Regions from separate parts of the Homo sapiens genome. Here regions 1 and 3 are each linked to region 2. A link is a loop called in an ENCODE intact Hi-C map of the cell type or tissue named here. Cell type or tissue: B cell. All regions are shown on one strand. Links, peaks and the distances in the headings refer to the core of each region. The heading gives the core; the rest is flanking DNA.

Region 1 (7,908 bases), core at 1,849-6,848, 370 kb after region 2:
GATAATTGCTTAAACCCAGGAGGCAGAGGTTTCAGTGAGCCGGGATCCAGCCTGGGCAACAGAGCAAGACTCCATCTCCAAAAAAAAAAAAAAAAATTCCAAGAAGTCACAGGTGAGGAAGCCATAAGACAACATCCTTTTTCTCTGTGAGAGAAAAAAAAAAGTGACTTTTAAAGTGCACTGAGTCTGCTGAGTACTTGTGAATAATTTCAGAACTGAGACCCTATAGCACTCTTGGAGCTGCTGAGCCAGCTGCCATCCCCGCACCCCACCTCACCAACTCCCTGGCTTCCCCCACTTGTGCCAGCACTGCCAGGTGGCACTCAGAGAGCCTCCAGGGGTGTGTCTCCGGACCTGCCATTACCTACAGGAAGGGGCTTACATAGACCAGGGAAAGCCAACCCTGCCTTTTCAAAGGAACTTCATGCAGCCTGGGGACTTTTTTGACTTCTGTGAATTGTATCATCAGCTTTCCTGGTTCTCAGGGGATAACTATCTATCTTCTACAGAAAAATCTTTCTTTTCTATAGAGAGAACAATGCTTTCTCTCTCTCTCTCTCTCTCTCTCTCTCTCTCTCTCTATATATATATATATATATACGTATATATATATATGTATATATATATATACGTATATATATATATATATATATATACGTATATATATATGTATATATATATATATACGTATATATATATATATGTATATATGTATATATATCTTTATATAGAGAGAGGTAGATACTTATTATATATATAATCCCTCTTTACATGTTCCTCAGTTGGGCCCTGAGCACTACAGCTTGTCTCCTTTATCTGGAAGCTGATTGCATGCCTCCCCTCTCTCCCTGGCACAGCAGCTGGGAGCAACTTGCACATGACCAGGCTTTATCATTTTACATTGGAAATAATATGTTTCCATCCAGGATTTCAGTGAAGCTTCATGTTCAATCTTTTGGGAAGTCAGGACAGGGGGAAATGTTGTTAGTTTTTTCTTAACCAGAAGAACATAGAAGCCAGAAGAGACAGTACTAAGCTATTGTCCCCTAAACCAGTTTCTGGTGGAGAAAAGTGAGGCTCAGGGAGGTAAAAGTGTCTGCCTCAGTTGGTTCATCAGCGCCAGTGGCAGTGCTCTAAGGAGACGCCAGGCCTCCGGTAACCACTCAGTGTCAGAAGTTCAGGCAGCAACAGGTGCATGAGGAAGGAGTGGGGACATTCCAGAAATGCAGCTGTCAGGAATTTTTTAAATTGTTTTCCTTTCCTCTTGGGCCAATCATTGGGTATTTACATTCACTGTGGTCACCTGAGCCAGGTACCGCAATTGCATGTCCTGGAGTAGAAACTGATGTGATACCCAAGACTAACACTTAGTTCCTTCTTTGCCTTTAAGTACTAAGTGGATCTGTGATTTTAGGCAAGTGATTGTCCCTTTCTGGGCCTGTGGTTTTTTTGTTTGTTTTACTTTTTTGTTTTTTAATTATCATGACCAAAAGTCTTTTATTATTAACAACAATTGCACACTTTTTGTTGGGAAAAAAGGTATACAAATTATAAAACAGTTAACAATGTTTCCTTAAGGAGAGAAGTGTTAATGCTCTTCTCTAATTATGCTTTTAATGGTATTTTGTTCTATTTTTTTATTTTCAATAGCTTCTTTATTTCCCTTGGGATATTGAAGCTTTACTTAATCTTATTCTTTCTAAGTAGGGTAGAGAATTCCTGTTTCAAGTCTCCACAAAACAAAATCCCTTTTCTTGACATAGTAGAAAGGACAGGTGCTTGGATGTTTGGTTGGCAGGGGAAAGGAAAGAGTCCAGGTGCTACTGATAGAAATATTCAACCAAATCCTCCAGTTTTCGACTCCACCACTCACTGTGGTGCCTTCCTCAAGACCTTGGAGCTCCAAGTCTCTGAAGAATATTTCAGGCAATGAGAGGAGTCCCTGACTAAGGTAAAACCCTCCTCTCTGTCTCTTTCTGTGTGCGTGTATATGTATGTATATGTATATGTATATGTATATGTATATACATATACATATTCTATTGCTGCTTCCTCCTTAAACTCCACTAGAATAACAATGAAAGGTATTTAACATATTAATCCACCAATGTGAATAGTTGAGAGATGCCAACAATTTGAAAGATGGAAAAGAGGTCTGCAAATGCTCATTGTCGTAGCACAGCTGAGAAAGCTCACTGAGGCGCTGAGAGTGAGATGCGAAGGGACGGCCAGTGCAACACGGGCCTGTGTGTTTTTATGGACAGTATGAAGGTATTGAAACTGATCAGTAGTCTTCAAACATTTTCTTTCTTTCTTTTTTTTTTTTTCTTTTAGCAGGGAGATCTATTTCTCAAGTGAAAGGTAACTGAAACTGTCATGCATGAAACAAGCCCAAGCAAGCAGCTGCAGTTGCATGGTCAGCTGAGCCAAGGGCAGAGAGATGAGCCAGATGGGCTTCCCGCCCCTGGAGGGAGCCCCCATCCCCAGAGGGCAGACTCTGACACTCCTTCCCAGGTTCTTGGGGCATCACCAAAAAGAGTGGAAATCCCTACATGTTTTATCTCCAAGGGTCTCTAACCTTCTGTAACACTGCTCTGTGAATGCAATGAGACCATGTAAGAAAAGCACTGAGTAAAACCAAGAGCCTCATGTTTTGTTGCTATGCTGATTTTAATCTTTGAAGGTAAAGGGCCCTTGTATCTGACCTGCAAAGCACTTGGGCTGCTGGCTTTGCAAGGCATTGGCAAGAATAATACCTAAGGTACAGCTTCAAGAAGGTGGCTTTGTTTTCTCCTCTGAGAATAAGGGACTGAAAAAGTGATGAGTAACTCGGAAAAAAATAAAAGAGAACAAGAGAGAACAAAGTAGCTTTTCTTGATAAAGCATTTCCTCTAACCTGAAAGCTAGACACGGAAGCCAGGGAGTGCAGGAATTGCCCTGGCTGTGGCTAGTCACCATGCCGCCACCCCCAAATTCTTCTCACCACCAGATCAGCCAGGGAACGGCTTGCTGAAACCTGCTGGCTCTTTCTTGTGACCTGGAAGGATGACAGAGAGGCTGACATCCTGGAAGACCTCATTGCCCTGGGTTCCTTAGGAATCACAGAAGGGAACTCATTCACTCATTCATTCATTCAAGAATAGTATAGACTCTGCACAGTAGAGAAAACATGTATATCATTTTTCCAGATTCAACAGCTAGTGAATTTCCTGTATGCCAAGTCTTTAGAACTCAGGGATGAATGAAATTTCACAGGCTATTCTGTCTCTGAAAATCAAGTAAGGCAACACTCACATCCCCTCTGGGAAGCCAACCTTAGCCTCGTAGTCTGGATAAAATTTCACTATTATGTGCTACCTCAGCAGTTATGTACTGTAGCATCAGTCACATCCACTTCAGTGTAAGTTCTGGGAGGACAGGACATGTGTCTCTAGTAGCAGAAGAGATTGGCATGACAACAACCTCCAGTAGGTGTTCTACTAATTAAGTTTAGAAGAATTTAACTGTGGAGCCCGAGGCACGGGGATCACTTGAGGTCAGGAGTTCAAGACCAGCCTGGCCAACATGGTGAAACCCCATCTCTACCAAAAATACAAAAATTAGCCAGGCGGGTGGCACACACCTATAGTCCCAGCTATGTGGGAGGCTGAGGCAGGAGAATTGCTTGAATCCAGAAGGTGGAAGTTGCAGTGAGCCGAGATCGCGCCACTGCACTCCAGCCTGGGTGACAGAGTGAGACTCTATCTCAAAAAAAAAAAAAAAAAAAGAATTAACTATATTTAACTTTGCTTACCACACCACACTATGTACCCAATTACTTGTCTGTCTTCCCTCTCTACTCTCCCTATGGGCTGTGAGCCCCTACGAGCCCCTAAAGGCTGGAACCTTACCTCTTCCTGTCTGGCATCACATGCACTGTCTCATTCTATTGTGCGGAGACGTGAGCCAGGTCTGAATTCAAATCTATGACCCTGCCACTTCCTGTGGGGTGCATATCCTGTTTCAGTTTCCTCATATCTCAAAATGAAAATGAAAACACAATTTCCACACCTACAGCTACGAAAAAGCTTAGAAAGAATGCCAGTGATCTGCCTAGGACAATCCATAGCAAAGCATGGGCACACAGTAATTGCTAGCTATTAATAGAAACTTCAATTTGTTTAAACTCCTAAAGCTCATTGAATTGCTGGAAAAAAACAGCCTCTAGAGAACTTCTGTATATGCTTTTTTTCAGATTCGCCATGTTTTAACATTTTGCCACATTTGCTTTTTTATCCTCTATTTTTTCCTATTCTCTCTTTCAAATATTGTTAAATATAGTAATGCACACATACATACATACACAAACATGTATGTGTGTGAATTATGCATTCTAAAATTATTGTTTTCTATACCATTTGAAAGTAGATTAGCTACATCCTGTTCTTTTATTTTTTAATATTTCAATGTGTATTCTCTAAGAATATTCTTTTAAATAATTTAACCACAATGGTATTTCATTTAGGAAATTTAATGTTATAATATTTTCATCTAATCTACATTTTAATATGCCATATTTGTCATTGTCCCAATAATAATAATGTGCAAGTGCTCTTCCCTTCAAAACAGGATCTGGTCCATTTAGCAATTGTGTCTGTTGAATTCCCTTTAATTCAGAACTTTCTTCAGTCTTTCCCACTTTCACGACACTGACATTTTTAATGAACACAGGCCCCTTGTAGCATATTCTTTAATGTGGGTTTGTCTGATGCTTTTTTATGATCAGATTCAGGTTATGCATCCCAGCGGGGATACTCATAAGTGATGGCATTCCCTCTCCATGCACACATCCAGAGGCATGTGACATCCATCTGTTCCTTATTGCTAATGTTAATTTTGATCACACTGTCAAAGTGACATCTCTTTATACTAATACTGTGTAGTTACTACTTTTCCCCTTTTTGACTAATATGCAATCGGTGGAGAGACCTTTTGAGACTATAGGAGTATTCCATTTCTCAAAATTCCTCTGACACTTGGTACCCATGGATGATTCTTGCCCAACCAACCCTTACTAGGATGGTTAGAGCACAGTGAGTTCACAAATCTACCACCTCCACTTTTGTCATAGGTTTTCTACCGTAAGAAGGAACTATCTCTAAAGAGGCAAGACAGTGTGTCTGAGGACATTTTTCCTGTTACTGCAAAGAAATAGGAACTTTGTATCCTGGTAAGAGGTTGCGCTGGAGACAGGGGTGTGTATGTTAAGCCTACAAGAGCCCCGAGAAAGGCTGGGAACAAATCAGACCCTAAAACAAGGGAAGTGAGAGACCTTGAGCATGAAGGAGCAGAAGAAGATGAATTATAGGAGACTCGTTGGTGTCAGGAGAGTCTGGGCACCAGCCACAGGCAAAGGCAGGTCATATGGCACTGGGACCACAATCTAGTTAGTCCACTAGGAGAGTCTCTTCCTTTGAGTATGTTTGCTCTTCCATAAAACTGTGACAATCATATTGATGTCATAGCATTTTCCTGTGTTTAGGCTGATGTTGGATGCAAAGTGCCAAGCACACTGTTTAACATCATGTAAGTGCTCACTAAATGCCCCCCTTCCCTTCTTCCGTTCTCTTGCACTGTTCAGATATCGCCATGGAAACTCTCCTCTCTGCTTTCACTGAGGCCCTTTAAAATTTTTACAATTACTTTAACAGCTCATTTTTTTCATCTGAAATGAGAAATTCTAAAGGTAATAATATACCATATTTGCTGCTAACAGTAAATTAAATGCAGGGTCAAAAACTGCTTCTGAACTCAGCTAGGAAGTCTCGTGGATGCTTTTATTTGAAAATTTATTGCATTATTCTTGATACATTAAATATAACAAAATTAATTAATTATTTTCCATGATAATGATATCTCCATTTTATTGTTGTCATTAAGATACAATAATTATAATTGCCAGTTTTAAAACTCGATACCTAATATTTAGTAGGCCCTTAATTAGGTGCTTTGCAGTCATTACTTATAGTGCTCTCAACTGACTTATGTCAGCATTCTCTCCACTTTACAGATGAAGATATTGAGGCTCAGAGTGTCTGTGGGACCTGCCAATGGTCTTATTCCTGAAATATGGCAATGCAGGCTGTAAAAGTACTCTGTCTCCAAAGAATGCATACTTTGCTTTTTGGCAGTGATTTCGATGTGATAAAAATTCCATGTTTTCCATGAACTTCTGTATTTGACTTAGTATAGAGCTAAATTTAATTAACTATGTAATTGAGACAGGGATGGCTGTTGCACACCTCACATTCCATGTGCTCCCCTTCACTTCTCACTCTTCCTTGCAGTGAGGTTGAGGCCAAGTGACTCTTTCTGGCCAATGAGTTGTAAGCACAATGACACATGTTTCTTCCAGGCTGAAGCAATTGCAATCTGGTTTGCTTCTTTCTTCTCTCTGTCCCCATGCTGAAGCAACCTTAGAAGTGACATGTTAAGGAGCTATATTATAAGGTGATGCAAGCCTGGATCCTTGAGTCACTCGAGGGAGGGTCATCCCAGGATCCTAGGCCAACTGCATTAGACTCTGTGTGTGAAAGAAATCAACTTCTGTTGGGCTAAGCCACCATGATTATAAAGTTTATTTGTTACTGCAGGACAACCTAGCCTACCCTAATAGAATGGTGAATCCTTTTAGGTGACAAGTTATCATGGGTGGTGTAAGAAGCTCCTGATTTTGGAGGTCAAGGAGGCTAGATGCCTCTCCTTACCATCATCAAAGTGAAAACTGAATTCCATGACCTCTATGTCTATTTTTAGGCAAATTAAACATAGTCTTGTTATTATTATTTAAGGGGATAAGTGTTAAAAATGAACCTCTTCCTTTTCTTTATTGAAATTTAGTTTAAGCTGAATGAATGAAACTTCCACTGCAAGCAAAGAGGATAGAAGAGTAATCCTCATGAAGCGGCTGTTGTACACTCAGGAGGATATGTTTTAAATAATGTTCCCACAAAAAGCACCTGCAAACATCAGAATCTAAAGGAAAAAAATCACAACAAATGAGATTCAGCCTGATTAGGGAAAATGATTTTCTCTATCACTTTTACACTGCAAGGCCAGGCTTTGTCTGAATCTTATTAATACGAGAGCGATGCCAAGATAACTAAGGCTGATAAAGAATAAATACAATTTGACCGGATTCAGCTACAAATATCAGATGTTTTGAAAGATTATCATAAGTGGCTCAAATTCACTTAATTCTTTTATAAAACAAGTTTTTGTTGGACTATAAAATATTTTCCAATTTCCCTGGATGACAAATGGCAAAAGAGGTTAATTAAAAGTCAACTGAAGACTACTTAGGCACTTAAACATGTAATTTCTTGAGCTTCAAACTTAAATAGCTCAAACTAGTTAAAAAATAGCTTATTATTGTAATTCATGTATTTCCTCTTTAAATATACTTTTCTTAGTTTGATTTAAAATCTTACTAAAAGTTTGAAAAAAAACTAGTCGTTTAATAATCATTCCGTATTTGAAGGAATGAATGAGAATATACATGCAAGCACAGAGAAGGGTACAAGGGTCTCTTGCGATCCTCAGAACACTAATTGCAGGCTTCTCTGTCCCTCTTTACTTATATTTTCTTTCTCACCTCTGTGTCCTCACCCTGGCACCTTTTCTCTCTCTATGTTGGATTATCCAGCTGTTACACATCTGTCAGAATCCTATTACTTCCTCATGACCCAGGTTAAATTGTTCTTCCTCTGAGGTGCTCTTTCAGACTCTCATATTCTCTCTCTTGATTTCCTGTTACATTCTTTGGGCAATTCCCTCTTCATTTCAGGAAGTTTATAATTTTTACTATTTTGTTAATTTTATTTTCATATTTATATTCTGCTATGCACCGAATGCTTGTGTTTTCCCAAG
Region 2 (7,908 bases), core at 1,742-6,741:
TGAATATATATGTCTACATAGACACTTGCATATAAGTGTGCCTAGCAGCTTTATTTGCAATAGTTAAAATCTGGAATTAGCTCAAAGGTTCATCGACAAACTGTGGCATATCCATGGAATAGTATAATACTCAACAATAAAACAGTGATGAACAATTGATACACTCTATAGTAGGGATAAATTCAAAATAAATACTCTGAGTGAAAGAAGCCAGATAATAATGAGCACACAGTGTATGATTTTATTATAGAAAATCTTAGAAAATGCAAACTAATGTACCACGACAAAAAACAGATTAGTGGCAGCCTGAAGATAGAAAAAGGGGATGTCAGGGAAGGTATTGAAAGAAAACATTGCAAAGGAGCACAAGGGAACATTGTAGGGTACGAATTCTTAATTATTATGATAGTGGTGATTGTTTCACAAGTGTATATATATGCTGAAATTTAACAAAATTTACACTTAAATATGTGCAGTTTATTGTATGTCAAATATAGACAAATAAAGGTATTAAAAACAAACCAAAAAAAAAAAGTGAGGTCAAAGAGAAGTAGGAGTCAGATTATGTCTAGCCTTGTCAGCCCTAATGAGAAATTTGCATGTTATTCAAAGTGCAATAAAGAGGAAAGTCGTCAACAGATCTTATGGGTATTCACTAAAAGTAAGTCTAATAAAACAAAAGTGCTCCATGTTCAGAGCAGAGTGCTAAGCGCTTTCACTTAGATGATCGCATTTTGCCTTTCCCATATTCCAGTGGTTATTAGTTTTACTGATAAGGAATATGATGATCATGGAGATTAAGTGATTCCCCCAAGGATGCAGCAGCATGGCTGGAATTGGATCATGACTTGGCTTCCTGAAAAACCCATCTGTGCTCAACTACACAGAACATCCTATCCTAAGGGAAAGGTGCTTGCATTCCAGAGGGGCAGAGGAGATAAATTGCTAAATAACTATAACACAAGGTAGAAAGCGTTCGCTGTTATTCCAAAGTACAAGCAAAGAGTTTTAAGAGCTCATTGGGAAAGGGAGAGAAGCATCCAGATGAGAGAAGGCAAGTTGGAAAATAGGAACACTTTGCAGAGCTGATTGTCTTTTCCTAGACCTTCAGGGATAGATAGGATATGAACAGGTACATGTGGAGGAGAGAAACTTTCTTGGTGTAGGAAACTGCATAAGCGAAGCTACAGAAGTCAAAAAGCAAATAGAGTTCTTAGAGAATAGTACATCAACTCTTTTGGGAGTGGCATAAAAGAGTTGACAAAAAACAGAGTAAAAGGAACAGTTTGAAATTTAGGTGGAGTCATATAATTTGGTCTAACCCAAAGCACCAAGCTAAATTGTGTGTTTGCTGGCTAGATAACCAGGTTAGTCTTGAGGACTAATAAAGACGCCTTATTTTGGGTTCTGCTGGTTTAGCGAAAACTATGGTTTCCCAAATCGTGTACTTGTCATAAGAACTTTCTAGGCCGGGCATGGTGGCTCATGCCTGTAATCCCAGCACTTTGGGAGGCTGAGGTGGGCGGATCACCTGAGGTCGGGAGATCGAGACCAGCCTGACCAACATGGAGAAACCCTGTCTCGTCTAAAAATACAAAATTAGCCAGGCGTGGTGGGACATGCCTGTAATCCCAGCTACTCAGGAGGCTGAGACAGGAGAATCGCTTGAACCCAGGAGGCGGTGGTTGCGGTGAGCCAAGATCATGCCATTGCACTCCAGCCTGGACAACAAGAGCAAAACTCCATCTAAAAAAAAAAAAAAAAAAAAAAAGAATCTTCCATGCATGCATAGAGAATTAATGCTAACCACAAATCATCTAATGAAGTTGTTACTTTATTGATAAAATAGTGGCTGATAGAGGTAACATGTCCAAGGTGAGTTAGACTTAAAGATACACCTAACACTATTTCTCAATTTCTTAAACAATTTTCCTTTCTACTGTATGATATTGTCAGATACTCTCAGCCCATGGTTTTATTTTCCCTGAGCTTTCTGTACACAATTTTAATAACAAGGAGTTAAAGATAGGAACATTTGCTGGAGGTGAGATTATCACAGCAAACAACACTTTGTAGGAAACAGATTGATGCCTGTGCTTGTGGGCAGAAGTCTAAAAGTAGTCCAGCTGGATTGCTGAATTGAGAATCTTTTAATATATTTAAAAGAAAATTTTCTGTTGGAAGCTGAATACTGTATATTGTGAGCTTGAAGAGAGTCTGGGTCTTGAACAAAGGAGTGAACTTACAATCACAAAACACATGGGCCTGAGCTGTTTCTATGTATATGTACATCATTGACGGGATGAAAGAAAGAAATTCCAATCCATGCATGAGCAAATTCATTCCGTAAGTGAACATCTACTAAGCACTCCCTATATGTCACACACAATGCTAAAGTAATTAGAGTAACAAACAACTCTTGTTTTTTTTCTATTGAAGGTCCCTTTTCTGCTTCTTTTGGTCCCACTCAATACCTTTCTTTGGCCCCCTGCCCCACTCTGTGTGGTTTGTTTGTGGCTGATAATCAGAGTACTCTATAGCTGTTGGGGTGGGCAGATCTCTCTCCCAGAACTGCCCCCAACAATCTTAGCTTATCCATGTAACTAGCGAGTGCCCTCAGGGGTCAGCATTGAGACCCAGTCCTGACCAATCAGAATCTCCCCTGGGAATTTATATATGATCACTGAGAATTTATATATGATCACATGTTCTTTCTTTTCTTTTATGTCATAAAATACAAGAATGTAATCCCAGAACATCATGCCACCACTACTTAGCAAAAGCCCATTTAAACTGTATGTGAATAAGGCCAGTCCTCAGAGAAGAGTGGTGCCAGAGTCAAATGATGTCAAGTCCTAGAAATTGGAGTCACTGGATGGAGTTACACCTGAGATCAGCACAACCCAGTGCTTCCCACTCGAGTGAATCAAAACTCTCTTTTCAGTGCTTCAGTGATTCTGAAAGCTGTTATTCCCATGAGAAAGTGTTCTGACTAAAGCAGAAATACAACAGATTTGTAGTGAGCCCCCACTCTGTGCCAGGTGTATACTGAGGGAGGAGCTATAGAGATGAGTACGGTGCATGCTCCCATCTTTGACGATGTCAAATCTGTTTGGGGGGATGTGCATGCAAATTATACTGTGAATGCTGTAGGGTAATAACAAGAATAGAAGTTAAGTGCCTGGCACACTGAAAAGACAAAGAATGGGTCAGGAAAATCTTCAAGATCTGGAGACACCAGTGCATGTTCTCCAACAATGAATAGTTTATTGCTCTGAAGCAAAAGTTGGGAGCAAATGGTTTCCATACAGAAGATGAGTATCTGCAAAATATGGGGTTTTAAAGTAGCTTGGCAGATCTGGGGACCCCTTAGAGGGTTGGTATTGTTGTGTGGGTTGGGGTTGTCACTGGAAATGAAATGAAAGATGCAGAGAGATGCCAAATGGTGGAGTGCCTTGATGGACACTAGCCTTCCACATTGAGGACACATGGATGTATTGCTTGTTGGAAAATTATGAGCAGACTCAGATAAATGATACAAGTGCGGTAAAGAATGTCAGATGTAAATCTGTACAGACCATGATCAAAGCAGACATCTCTGCTATGTTTGCCAACTAAAGGGAAAACTCTCCTGTCCATGAATCAAGTCTCCAAAAAAGGCACCTCATTTCCCACGATACTTACTGATCTTGGAGATCACATCAGAAAATTTTTATCAACCTGCCATTACCATTCAAAGGAAAATTTCCCGGTTACACTTTCATCCTGTAGGTCTAGGCAGGCCTTGAGCTTGTCAAAAGTTTATTCCTACAACTACTCCTCATTCAGGAGGAAATGTTTATGTGAGGTCTATGGAATCTATCAGCTTTGTTATTTGATATTTAGGAGACTTAAGTTGCTGAAGAGGTGGAGCTGTTTCCTGCTTATCTCGGAATCTCAATACTTTAGTAGATACACAGTGAATGTTTGCTGAATGGAATTGTTGGGTATCTACCTTCCCCACCATGAGAATACCTAGAGTGGAAAATGTATACCTTCAATTTCTTGAAAGTCTTGATGTGTTATTTTGCTATTAATTATCCAGCAATCAGAGGTCTGGGTTTAATATTTTAAGAAGGAGAATTTTAATGAGAAATGAAGTGTAAATATTTATGTCCAAAAATAACATAGCAGCAATTAATAGGATCTCCAGCCTCTGAGTGTCAGAGTTTCTAGGCATTATTTTCTCTAATTATATTCTCTAGCTGGCATCCGTAGGCACAATCTATTTCTACCTCTCCTTTTGCATGGCCTCATTTTTATAAGTATAAAAGTTCAAGAATAAATATAGGGTCCAAATCAGACTGCAAGAATTAATCTAGCATAAACATGCTGAATCTGTATGAGAAAGTCTATTATATTATCCATTTTTAAAGACTGGCTCTTTGTGCAAACCTGCTATCACTTTCTATGTATAATTGCCTAAGCAGGTATTCATCTTCTCAAACATCTGCTAACACTGGCAGGCCCCAAAATAAACTTCCACATTAGCAAGTTGCACTTGAAAAAAAAATGTATCCGGAAACATCTGCTGAGCTATTTTCTGTTTTCTTCCTCCCTCCCTCCCAGGTTTATTGAAGTGGAGTGAGGTGTAAGTTGCAGCTTGAGATTTCAATCTCAAGAAGGGGAAGCTCTGAAGGGAAACAGCTACTTGGCAGAGATAAAATAAGGGTTAGAAAAATCTCAAGAGAGTCCAGGCACAGTGGCTCACACCTGTAAACCCAGCACTTTGGGAGGCCAAGATGGGCAGATCACCTGAGGTCAGGAGTTCGAGACCAGCCTGGCCAACATAGTGAAACCGCGCCTCTACTAAAAGTACAAAAATTAGCCGGTGTGGTGGCACGCACCTGTAATCCCAAGTACTCAGGAGGCTGAGGCAGGAGAATCGCTTGAACCTGGGAGGTGGAAGTTGCAGTGAGCTGAGATGGCACCATTGCACTGTAGCCTGGGCAACGGAGCAAGACTCTGTCTAAAAAAATAAAATAAAATCTCAAGGGAAGGAAATGAGGTATGGGGTAAGATGGAAACTGTAGGGGAGTGGACATAACTCTGGGAGTATATGGTACAGTGCCAAGTTCAAATCCCTCCTCTGTCTCTCTTTACTTGGATAGTTTTGGGCAAACAGGTTCACTGTGAACCATACATTGCCTTTTTAAATGACTGTAGTAATGCCAGTCTCAGAAACATATTGTGCCATACACAGAATGATATATGTAAACCTATTCAGTACATAGTAACATTCAATATAAATGAATCAAATCCACTTTTGACAGACAAATTACTAGGACAGGAGAAATAATCTGTGAATGGAGATTCTCCTTCTGAAATCTCAGTGATGTCTGGTTTATAGTCACTCGAAATGTCCTCTGGCTGTTGTTACTTACATTCCAACTCATGAGAGAAAGCCAAACAAAGGTGAGAACACATGAAAGAAATTAACATTACCACCCACCACCTCATTCAAGGCCAAGTCCATTCTTCCTTCTTTAAGATGGAAAGTTCGTGAAAGAAAAAATGACTGTTGGGAGGCCAATGTGGGTGGATCACCTGAGGTCGGGAGTTCGAGACCAGCCTGTCCAACATGGAGAACCACTGTCTGTACTAAAAACATACAAAATTTAGCTGGGCCTGGTGGTGCATGCCTGTAATCCCAGCTACTTGGGAGGCTGAGGCAGGATAATCGCTTGAACCCGGGAGGCAGAGGTTGCAGTGAGCTGAGATTGCACCATTGCACTCCAGCCTGGGCAACAAGAGTGAAACTCCATCTCAAAAAAAAAAAAAAAAAAAAAAAGACTGAATTTTACTTGTTTGTTTGTTTTCCCATTAGCTTTAACACAGGGCCCTGAGCAAACAGCAGACGCCCAGGAAAGCACATTGAACTTAACGCAATTGGATGAGAGTAGGAAATAGAAGATGATGCACGCTTCCAGTGTTGGCCTTTCCTATCAGTGCATGTCTTCTGGACAGCTTGGGAAATTCTAGCAATTTTGAGTCCTTGCCTACTCACAAAGCCCTTTATCTTCCAACCCAGATTCTTTCTAAAATGCAGTTCACTTTGGGAGAAATTTTCAGGACCTTTTTTGTTGTTTCCTTTTTAAATTTCAGATATTACCTCTTCCGGGGAGATTCCCTCAGACATCCAGTCTCACTTCTGTACTTTTCTACTACATTTTTCATCTCTGGATATATTAGTTAAGATGGCACTAGTTGTTTAATGTTGACAGTGGGGTGTTAAAATCTCCCATTATTATTGTGTGGGAGTCTAAGTCTCTTTGTAGGTCTCTAAGGACTTGCTTTATGAATCTGGGTGCTCCTCTATTGGGTGTATATATATTTAGGATAGTTAGCACTTCTTGTTGAATTGATCCCTTTACCATTATGTAATGGCCTTCTTTGTCTCTTTTGATCTTTGTTGGTTTAAAGTCTGTTTTATCAGAGACTAGGATTGCAACCCCTGCTTTTTTTTTGTTTTCCATCTGCTTTGTAGGTATCCAGGAACTGAACTCAGCTCTGCACCAAGCGGACCTAATAGACATCTACAGAACTCTCCACCCCAAATCAACAGAATATACATTCTTCTCAGCACCACATCGCACTTATTCCAAAATTGATCACATAGTTGGAAGTAATGCAATCCTCAGCAAATGTAAAAGAACAGAAATTATAACAAACTCTCTCTCAGACCACAGTACAATCAAACTAGAACTCAGGATTAAGAAACTCACTCAAAACCGCTCAACTACATGGAAACTGAACAACCTGCTCCTGAATGACTACTGGGTACATAACGAAATGAAGGCAGAAATAAAGATGTTCTTTGAAACCAGTGAGAACAAAGACACAACATACCAGAATCTCTGGGACACATTTAAAGCAGTGTGTAGAGGGAAATTTATAAAGCAAGAGCAAACACATTCAAAAGCTAGCAGAAGGCAAGAAATAACTAAGATCAGAGCAGAACTGAAGGAAATAGAGACACAAAAAACCCTTCAAAAAATCAGTGAATCCAGAAGCTGGTTTTTTGAAAAGATGAACAACATTGATAGACTGCTAGCAAGACTAATAAAGAAGAAAAGAGAGAACAATCAAATAGACACAATAAAAAATGATAAAGGGGATATCACCACCGATCCCACAGAAATAAAAACTACCATCAGAAAATACTATAAACACCTCTACACTAGAAACTAGAAAATCTAGAAGAAATGGATAAATTCCTGGACACATACACCCACCCAAGACTAAACCAGGAAGAAGTTGAATCTCTGAATAGACCAATAACAAGCTCTGAAATTGAGGCAATAATGAATAGCCTACCAATAAAAAAAACTCCAGGACCAGACAGATTCACAGCCGAATTCTGCCAGAGGTACAAAGAGAAGCTGGTACCATTCCTTCTGAAACTATTCCAATCAATAGAAAAAGAGGGAATCCTCCCTAACTCATTTTATGAGGCCAGCATCATCCTGATACCAAAGCTTGGCAGAGACACAAAAAAAAAAGAGAATTTTAGGCCAATATCCCTGATGAACATCGTTGCAAAAATCCTCAATAAAATACTGGCAAACTGAATCCAGCAGCACATCAAAAAGCTTATCCACTACGATCAAGTGAGCTTCATCCCTGGGTTGCAAGGCTGGTTCAACATACGCAAATCAATAAAAGTAATCCCACATATAAACAGAACCAATGACAAAAACCACATGATTATCTCAATAGATGCAGAAAAGGACTTCGACAAAATTCAACAGCGCTTCATGCTAAAAACTCTCAATAAACTAGGTATTGATGGGATATATCTGAAAATAATAAGAGCTATTTATGACAAACCCACAGCCAATATCATACTGAATGGGCAAAACTGGAAGC
Region 3 (7,908 bases), core at 1,361-6,360, 210 kb before region 2:
TAAATGCCTTTTGGAGTTTTTAAAATAGAATTTCATTATATATAAATTTAGACTCAGTACATATTTATTAGATACCTATGCAGGCTATTGTGTTATGCTAATACTGGTTTAATAATAATAATAACTGTTATCATTTAAATGACCTAGGCACTATACTAATTCATTTATTTTATTTAATTTTTAGAGCAATTCCAAAAGGTAGATTTTTTGTTGGGGGTACAGGTTCCCACTCTGTCACCCAGGCTGGACTGCAATGACACCATCACGGCTCAATGCAGCCTCAGCCTCCCAAGCCCAAGCAATCCTCCTACCTCAGCCTCCCAAGTAGCCAGGACCACAGGTGCAGGACATCATGTCCAGCTAATTTTTGCTTTTTTTTGGTAAAGACGTGGTTTTGCCATGTTGCCCAGGCGGTTCTCAAACTTCTGGGTTCAAGAGATCTGCCCACCTTGGCCTCCCAAAGTGCTGGGATTATAGGCATGAGCTACTGCCCCCTGCGGGTAGATACCATAATCTTCATTTTTCAGAAGGGAAAGTGGTTTAGAGAAAGGAAGGTGAGTAATGTGATTTTAGATGGTGTCTAGCAAAAGTAGGGTTTTGAGTCTAGATTTTATTCTAGTTTTAAGCTTTTGATTCTTGTGGCCCATGCCGCTCCCACATACCCTGTCCCTAGGGGATTTCCAAATACCAATCCCAGATTTCTTTTCTCAAAAGTTTTGTTTCACTATGTCCATGATGCAACCAACTAGAGATAGATACTGGAGCACCCCTGCCCACTCCTTCAGGAGTCCTCAAGCAAAGACACAACGACTACAGGAGTTTGTGTAGAAATGACGTAGCTCTCCGGCCCCTCAGGCAGGCTAACTCTGAGGCACGTCTTCTACATTGTTCTGGAATTCTCCAGTAGACACAGTAACAAACGCTTTATTGCCCATTTTGTTTCCATTTCACTTCTTTGTTCCCCTACTTATGTTTGCTACTTGCACCTGTATCCCTGTTGCTGAGTCTCCTTCTGGGCAAACGCAATCTAAGAACCCTGCAGGAAGGCCAGCATCTACTTCCAGGAAGAAAACCTGGAGCCCATGGTGGAGTGAGTGCCTCGGTTTTGGAGAGCTCCAATGACAAGGTAGTCAGTGTAGCGCCTTCGGTTTGCATAATACAATTGATGACTTATTTACAGAAAAGCACAAGTTATAGTGAACTGAGCTAAAATTGAGTGCATTGAGGGCAAGACACAGAAGATGAGATAGGGGCAGGAGAAGCTTGGAGGCATATTATAAAGACACTATGGTTTAAATAGATGGAGAAAAGAAAAGATGTTATAGAACAAGGGGCTCCTGAGAACAAGTGCAGAACAGAGACAGGCATCATTGGCTTGGTCAGCACTCAATCACTTACTAGTATACATTCTTTCATTAATACTAAAATGTTTCAAATTTATAGAGTGGTTTTGTTTTTGTTTTGTCTTTTTGTTGTTGTTGTTGTTTTTTGTTTTTTTTTTTTGACAGAGTCTAGCTCTGTCACTCAGGCTGGAATGCAGTGACATGATCTCTGCTCACTGCAACCTCTGGCTCCCAGGTTCAAACAATTCTCCTGCCTCAGCCTCCCGAGTAGCTGGGACTACAGGTGCACACCACCACGCCTGGCTAATTTTTGTATTTTTCTTAGAGATGGGGTTTCCCCATGTTGGCCAAGCTGGTCTTGAACTCCTGACCTCATGATCCACCCACCTCGGCCTCCCAAACTGTTGGGATTACAGGCATGAGCCACGGCACACAGTAGAGTGTATTTTTTATGCGTCACATCAATCCCACGTTTCAAGCTGATAGCAAATGGGTTACATCATTTGAATTGTGACCTCTGATAAAATATCTTATTTTGCTAAACCTATTAGGTGAATATTTATCATTCTGTCATTTAGTGAGGGAAAATAAGGCTCTTAGAAACAGAGCCAGAGTTTATGCAACCAGTCTGTGAAGCCACCTGGATGCAACACTGAACTACAGTAAAATAACCATAATTTTGAGCTACATGCCAGGAATTGGGGTGAACTCTCATTGCAAATGGTATTTTGTTCCATCTTCCTGGTGATCTTTACTAAGGTATTATCCTTTCAATTTTTCAAAAGAAATGGGAGTCCAGCATGGTTAAGCTATTTATAGAGCTAATAAGTGATGTGTTTCTGAGGGAAAGAGAAAAAAAAAGTATTTGGTGTCAGTTTAACCCTTTTTTTCTTTTGCAGCCCATGAAATTTTGCTTGTAAATTCTGATGCAAAGCAAACCATTTCTATCCTTCTCTCACAGTAGAGATCCTCATTTCTTTGATCAAGTGCCTTCTCCAGACTCATCCCATTCCAACAAGCCCATATGGACTGTTGGCTGTATAGATTCTGCTAAGCTAAGCCCCTGGCCATCTAGAAGCAGGAGATAACCACATTAAGCTTCCCATTATGTCCCTGAGCCTTTTGTTTTGCAATTATAGGAGTGCAGGTTCTGTCTAATACAGATGGGCAGAGGGCCAGGAAAAGACTCTGACCCTTCATTGTTTATGGGAGAATCTGAACTCTGCCAGCACTCAATAAAAGCAAAACATCTGCAATGTACCTGCCACTATCAATCAACGAAGAGCTATTGGTAAGCTGAACAATGACCCTCTGAAGCTATCCATGTTTTACTCCCAGCAGCCTGTGAATACGTTACTTTACATAGGGAAAGGGACTTTGAAGATGTATTTAAGGATCTTGAAACAGAGAAATTATCCTGGATTATCTAGGTAGGCTCAAAGTAATCATAAGAATCTTTATAAGAGGGAGGAAGGAGAAACAAAGTCAGTAAAAAGATGTGATAACAGAAGCAGAGGTTGGAGTGATGGGCTTTAAAGATGGATGGAGCCAATTACTTTTTTTTCCATGAGCCAAGGAAATGAGTAACTTCCAGAGGCTGGAAAAGGCAAGGAAATGGATAATCCTTTAGAGCTTCCAAAAGATGTATGGCCCTAATGACCCATTTTGGACTTCTGACATCCAGAAATATGAGATAATACCTAAATGTATGTTGGTTTAATCCACTTAGTTTGTAATAATTTACTACAGCAGCAATAGGAAATTAATACGCTAGCTAATCATTTCATCTGTGGGCAGTTTCAAGTCAACTATATGTGTTGACTTATAGTATATGTGATTCGGGCCAGGAATTGAGTGCTAAGTACTACGAATCAGGGTTTTAGAATGAGATGTCCTGAATTTGAATCCCAGTAGGGCCACTTACTAGCTATATGATCTTGGGCATATTAATTACACACTATGTGTCTTAAATTACTCATTTGTAGTTCAGAGATCATACCAGTTTTCTTTCTTGGTGTTATGGTGATTGTATAACATAATATATTAAGTTATCTTAGGGCATAGCATTTGCATTATGCATTTTCTTTACTCTCGTTTCATTTGTTTTCCTTCTCTCATGCAGTAAGAAGTATATTTTTGTGGATTACCCTATCAGGAAACAGGAACTTTTATTAAATTTCTTGTTGGCATGACCTCTTTCTTGATAATACCTGAGGAAGTTGTTAGTTTAGTATTTCATAAAGAGAGCAGGGTTAATTGCAAACAATCATACCTTCATGATAAATTGAACCATTTATAAATACCTACAGTAATTATGATCTGACAAATGTATACAACCACCAATTACTTTTTTCCAGGATCCTGATGCTCTGTGCCCATTCTGGCTGGTCTTTCCTTCTAGTGTCTTAACTGATGGGATGATGGTTCACTTCTCTGACTCCAGAGCTGCCCGTGGTCAAAGTTCAGCCCTCATGTATTTTGTGCATTTCTGTGTGGCTGGTGAAAATCCACATGTGTAATTTGCCGACGGTTCCTCATTTCCCCCATACTTTCCTCCTCCTGTGATTGCTTCTCACAGTCCCTGCTTCTGTCTTTTGTGGAAGGAACTTTATTTGCATTCTTAGTTGCAGGAGAGAAAAATGACACCTTTGGGAATCAGGTCTATCTTTAAGACTGTTCCATTCTCAAAAACAGTCTTCTTGCTGCCCTTTCCTGTCTCTGCCTGCAGAGGCACCCTTTTCCTGTCACTTCCTGTGCTCCACTAATACTACTCAGAGTTGAGTTAAATTGTTTTCTGTCTGAGGTTCCCCTGGTAAGCAAGTTTAGGTCCCCTTGATGTGAGTCTCAAAACTGATCACTTTGTCATTCCTGCAAAAAGATTCAGCCTCTGATATTTAGCTTTTATTCATCTGAAAAACATGCATCAATACTTCCCAAATGCATCAAGAATTGTCTTGAGCTAAATCCTGAAAGCAGGCTGAGGAGCATCAGACGTAATTAGCTCCTTCCTGCAGGTCTACCCTTCTCCTTTGCAGGGCTCAGAGCAGGAGAACAAATGCAGGGCTACAAACTATATGGCTAAATATTTAAATATTACACATAAAAAAGCAAACTATTTAAATGTGCTATACCCCACTGCCCTTGCATACCCCTGATACCATGAATTAAAACAAATGAGCTCTTGTCATGAGTGCCAAGCCATTCCTTATTATGAAATGATTTATTTCATTCAAGCCATCTGAAAAGAGAAGATGGGGTAAACTAAGAAATTTGTCTTTTCTCTTCAGTATTTTCTTGCTCAAGTCCTTCCTGGATACTGAAGCAGTACACATGTTTAAAGTCAGTAGTTGGCATAATCCACAAACCTTCAAGAATTTTAGATGTAGGCATCTCTTCTTCAAGAACATAAGGCAGGAGATATGAGAAGAATTTCCTGGGGTTAGAATAGTGTGGATAATAGAAAAAGATGTTTATGGTCAAGGTTGTCCTGTGTCTGCAAGAAGTATCAGATCACAAGTAAAAGAGCCATTCCCGTTTTGTTTAACAAATGTGTGTGTGGTTATGTGTGTGTGTGTGTGTGTGTGTGTGTGTGTGTGTGCTTTACTGGATACTTTAAAGCACAGAGCTCTGGGCAAAAGCCCCTCTTGGTAAGATTTAAGAACCATATTTTCCCAGGTTTTCACTTAAAGTGGCTGGAATGAGCTATAGTCCTTTAAGAGCATGGTGGCAATGTGCTTAAGAGTGAAAACTGCCTGGAGTTACAGAAACTCCCAGGTTTTTGTAATCTAGTTGAACAAAAAAGAATTAGGAATATGAAGTCATTAGCATTACAAGGCATCTCTTGACTGAGTTAAGTGGTAGCAAGGATGATAGCTTTGTTAATAGTGTGGAGTTTCACGCATGGATTGCATTGGAAACACTAAATTTTGTATATGGAAAATATGGGATTGGATTGGAGAAAGAGAACATAAAAATTACAGTGCATAAAACTTCAATAAAAACATCACGCAATATTTTATGTTTTTCTTATCACATGGGATGAGAATCCACATCAAAATTGTCACATTAGTCTCCATCACAGGGTTTATTAATACACAATCTTGAGGCTCTGAGAGTGCTGCAAAGGGAGATGGAGAATAAGGAAGGTTATGCTGGGTCAAGCCCAAAGAGGCAGGAGCAAATTGAACACAGTATTGGGTAGGCATTGAGAGGTTCAGAGAGAACAGAATCAAGCAGCAAGTCACAGGCAAGCACCCAGCTTTCAGTGCTGGGATCATAAGAGCCTGAGACAGGACAGGAACCTTCTGAAATCATCCAAAGATAAGATGAAAGAATAAGAAGTGGAGAAAATGGGAGCGCGTGTGAAGGCAGTTAAATACACCCAGACCCTTGCATAAAAGGATGCCACTCTTACCCTAAGAGCAGATAGGAGAAATGAGTTTAAAGATAAAAAACCACAAAAGTTTAATGTAGCTACTGGGGTTTCTCTCCTGGATTCTACATAACTGAAAGGAAGACAAGGAGTAATGAGTCATATGGAGATCAGTAGATGTCTTTTAATACTGATAGAGCTGAAACGGAAGAAAGTGTCATGGATATCCATTGCCAGGTAGGCTTCCTGATCGTCATCTTCAGTGTTACACATATTCATTCACCCCAGCAAAGACCATGCCAAACCCGTCCACGTGAGGATTAGGACCTGGAGCAGCAGCTTAGAACATGTGGTTCTGACTACCCAGACAAAGGGCTTGGGCTGCATGAACTACTTCCCGAAGGCTGTCATGACAAAGTACCACAAACCTGGTGGCTTAAAACAACAGAAGTTTGTTTTCTCACAGTTGTGGGGTCCAGAAATCAGAGTGGGTAGGGCAGTGGTCCTTCCAAAGCCTCTAGGGTAGAATCTTTCCTTATCTTTCCCAGCTTCTGGTGGGTTCAGGAGTTGCTTAGCTTGTGGCCGCATCACCTCAGTCTCTGCCTCTGCCTTCACGTGGGTCTTCTCCTCACCTTCTCTTTGTCTCATCAAAGATTCTCCTGCCTCTTCTCTTAAAAGGACATCTGTCATTGGTTATAGGGCCCACCTTGAATCCAGGATGATCTTGAGATTCTTAATTACATTGGGCAAATACTCTTTTGCTAAATAAGTTCACATTTATAGGTTCTAAGAATTAGGACTTAGACATATCTTTCTTGGGAACCACTATTCAATCCACAACACTGCATATACCCACGTCTTTTTCCAAAGCTACCACCGAGGTAGGTCCACCCTCTTCTGAAGAATATCCAGGAAGAGGGAGAATGTGAAGGAGGCCAGGGGTCCTACTGAAGAGGTCCATCCTCAGTTGATAAAAACCAACATCATGAATGGGGACAGCTGTTCTCCCTAACAGTGCCATAATAATAACAACCATTCAATGTGCCAGGTACTTTTGTAAGCAGTTTAGAGGTATTAACTCATTTAATCTCCCCATGAACCTGTGAGAAAAGGACTTTTATTATCCCCATTTCAGGTGAGAAAACTGAAGTATAGAATGTTAAACAACTTATCTGAGCTTATGCATAAGTAAATGGTGCAGCTGGAATTAAATGCTGGCAGGCTGGTTGCAGAGGTCAATCTTAGCCCCTGACTTTCCACATCACCTGGTACATTTGCCATCTGTACTATGATGAGACTGGGGTTATCATATAAACCGCTCTGGGAGAACTATGATCAATGGTGCCTTGAACTACAGTAAATGTACAACAGGGAAAAGTTGAGTAAATGATGGTCTTCCCCTCTAATAGGATATTCTGCAGCAACTTTAAAAGTATTTTTGAAGATATTTCATGATAATCTAAAATATTCATAAAATCATGTTAAGAGAAAATGCCAGATTATATGTAATTCAAAAATATATCTTATATCTATAAATATATTCATAGAAAATAAATCAGAAAAAGTATATTAATATGTTAATATTGGTTGTCTCTACATTGGAAACTGTTTCTTCTGTCATTTCTTCTGTATTTTTCAGATTATCTGCAATAAACATATATTGCTTCTATGGAAGTAAAAGCAAGGCTGCTATTAATTGGGGCCAAAGAGAAAGATAAGAAATAATTCAAATTGTTTCCAGGAACTGGTAGATAAAAAACAAAACAAGACAAAGAAAAGGGCCCCATCCTTGGGCCTGTGCAGGAGCATAAAGAGGAGAAGCATTAGGTTCTAAAGAATTTTGATTAGCAAGAGCCAGACAAGAACCTCAGGGGTGGTGGCTGCACGTGCATGGGGTGACATGAGGAAAGGTGCCACAGAGCACACAGAAGACTCCCAGTCGGTTGATTTCCTGTGTTTTCTGGCTGAAACATGGAGCAGGCATCAGAGAGGCCAGAAGGATAGCTCAGCATTTCCTGGGCAATAGTCCAAGCTTAATTTTGCTCACAAGGTTTTTACACGTTCCAAATGAGAACACTGTGGTGGGCCAGCTTCCTACGTCTCCACCTACATCACTCATGGGGGAGCATTTACGCCAGGTCTTCCCTGTGAAACCTGATTCTGTATGCCCAGCACTGAGGAGGCCATCTCCAG

Evidence for each region. Hi-C counts contacts between places; a loop is a spot of excess contacts. Peaks named below come from ENCODE experiments on the same cell type or tissue, not always from the same donor. Only the 100,000 strongest peaks of a DNase experiment are listed, where the experiment ranks them.
Region 1: it touches region 2 in a loop (4-fold over the local background); 1 of 110 quality-filtered maps calls a loop at or near these places.
Region 3: it touches region 2 in a loop (2.2-fold over the local background); 1 of 110 quality-filtered maps calls a loop at or near these places.

The regions. Positions count from the first base shown.
Region 1 is chr4:11,467,881-11,475,788 of GRCh38, forward strand. No RefSeq gene overlaps it. Among named protein-coding and RNA genes, the nearest start is that of HS3ST1, 43 kb to the left of the region's middle. RefSeq lists an enhancer at 2,302-2,491. In B cell, for the core only: no CTCF peak of the experiment used is centred there; DNase peaks (open chromatin) are centred at 2,731 and 3,951; H3K4me3 peaks cover 1,772 bases; H3K27ac peaks cover 3,233 bases.
Region 2 is chr4:11,095,634-11,103,541 of GRCh38, forward strand. No RefSeq gene overlaps it. Among named protein-coding and RNA genes, the nearest start is that of MIR572, 270 kb to the right of the region's middle. In B cell, for the core only: no CTCF peak of the experiment used is centred there; DNase peaks (open chromatin) are centred at 2,998 and 4,598; H3K4me3 peaks cover 1,830 bases; H3K27ac peaks cover 3,170 bases.
Region 3 is chr4:10,889,534-10,897,441 of GRCh38, forward strand. No RefSeq gene overlaps it. Among named protein-coding and RNA genes, the nearest start is that of LINC02498, 160 kb to the left of the region's middle. In B cell, for the core only: CTCF peaks have their summits at 4,116 and 4,318; a DNase peak (open chromatin) is centred at 4,078; H3K4me3 peaks cover 388 bases.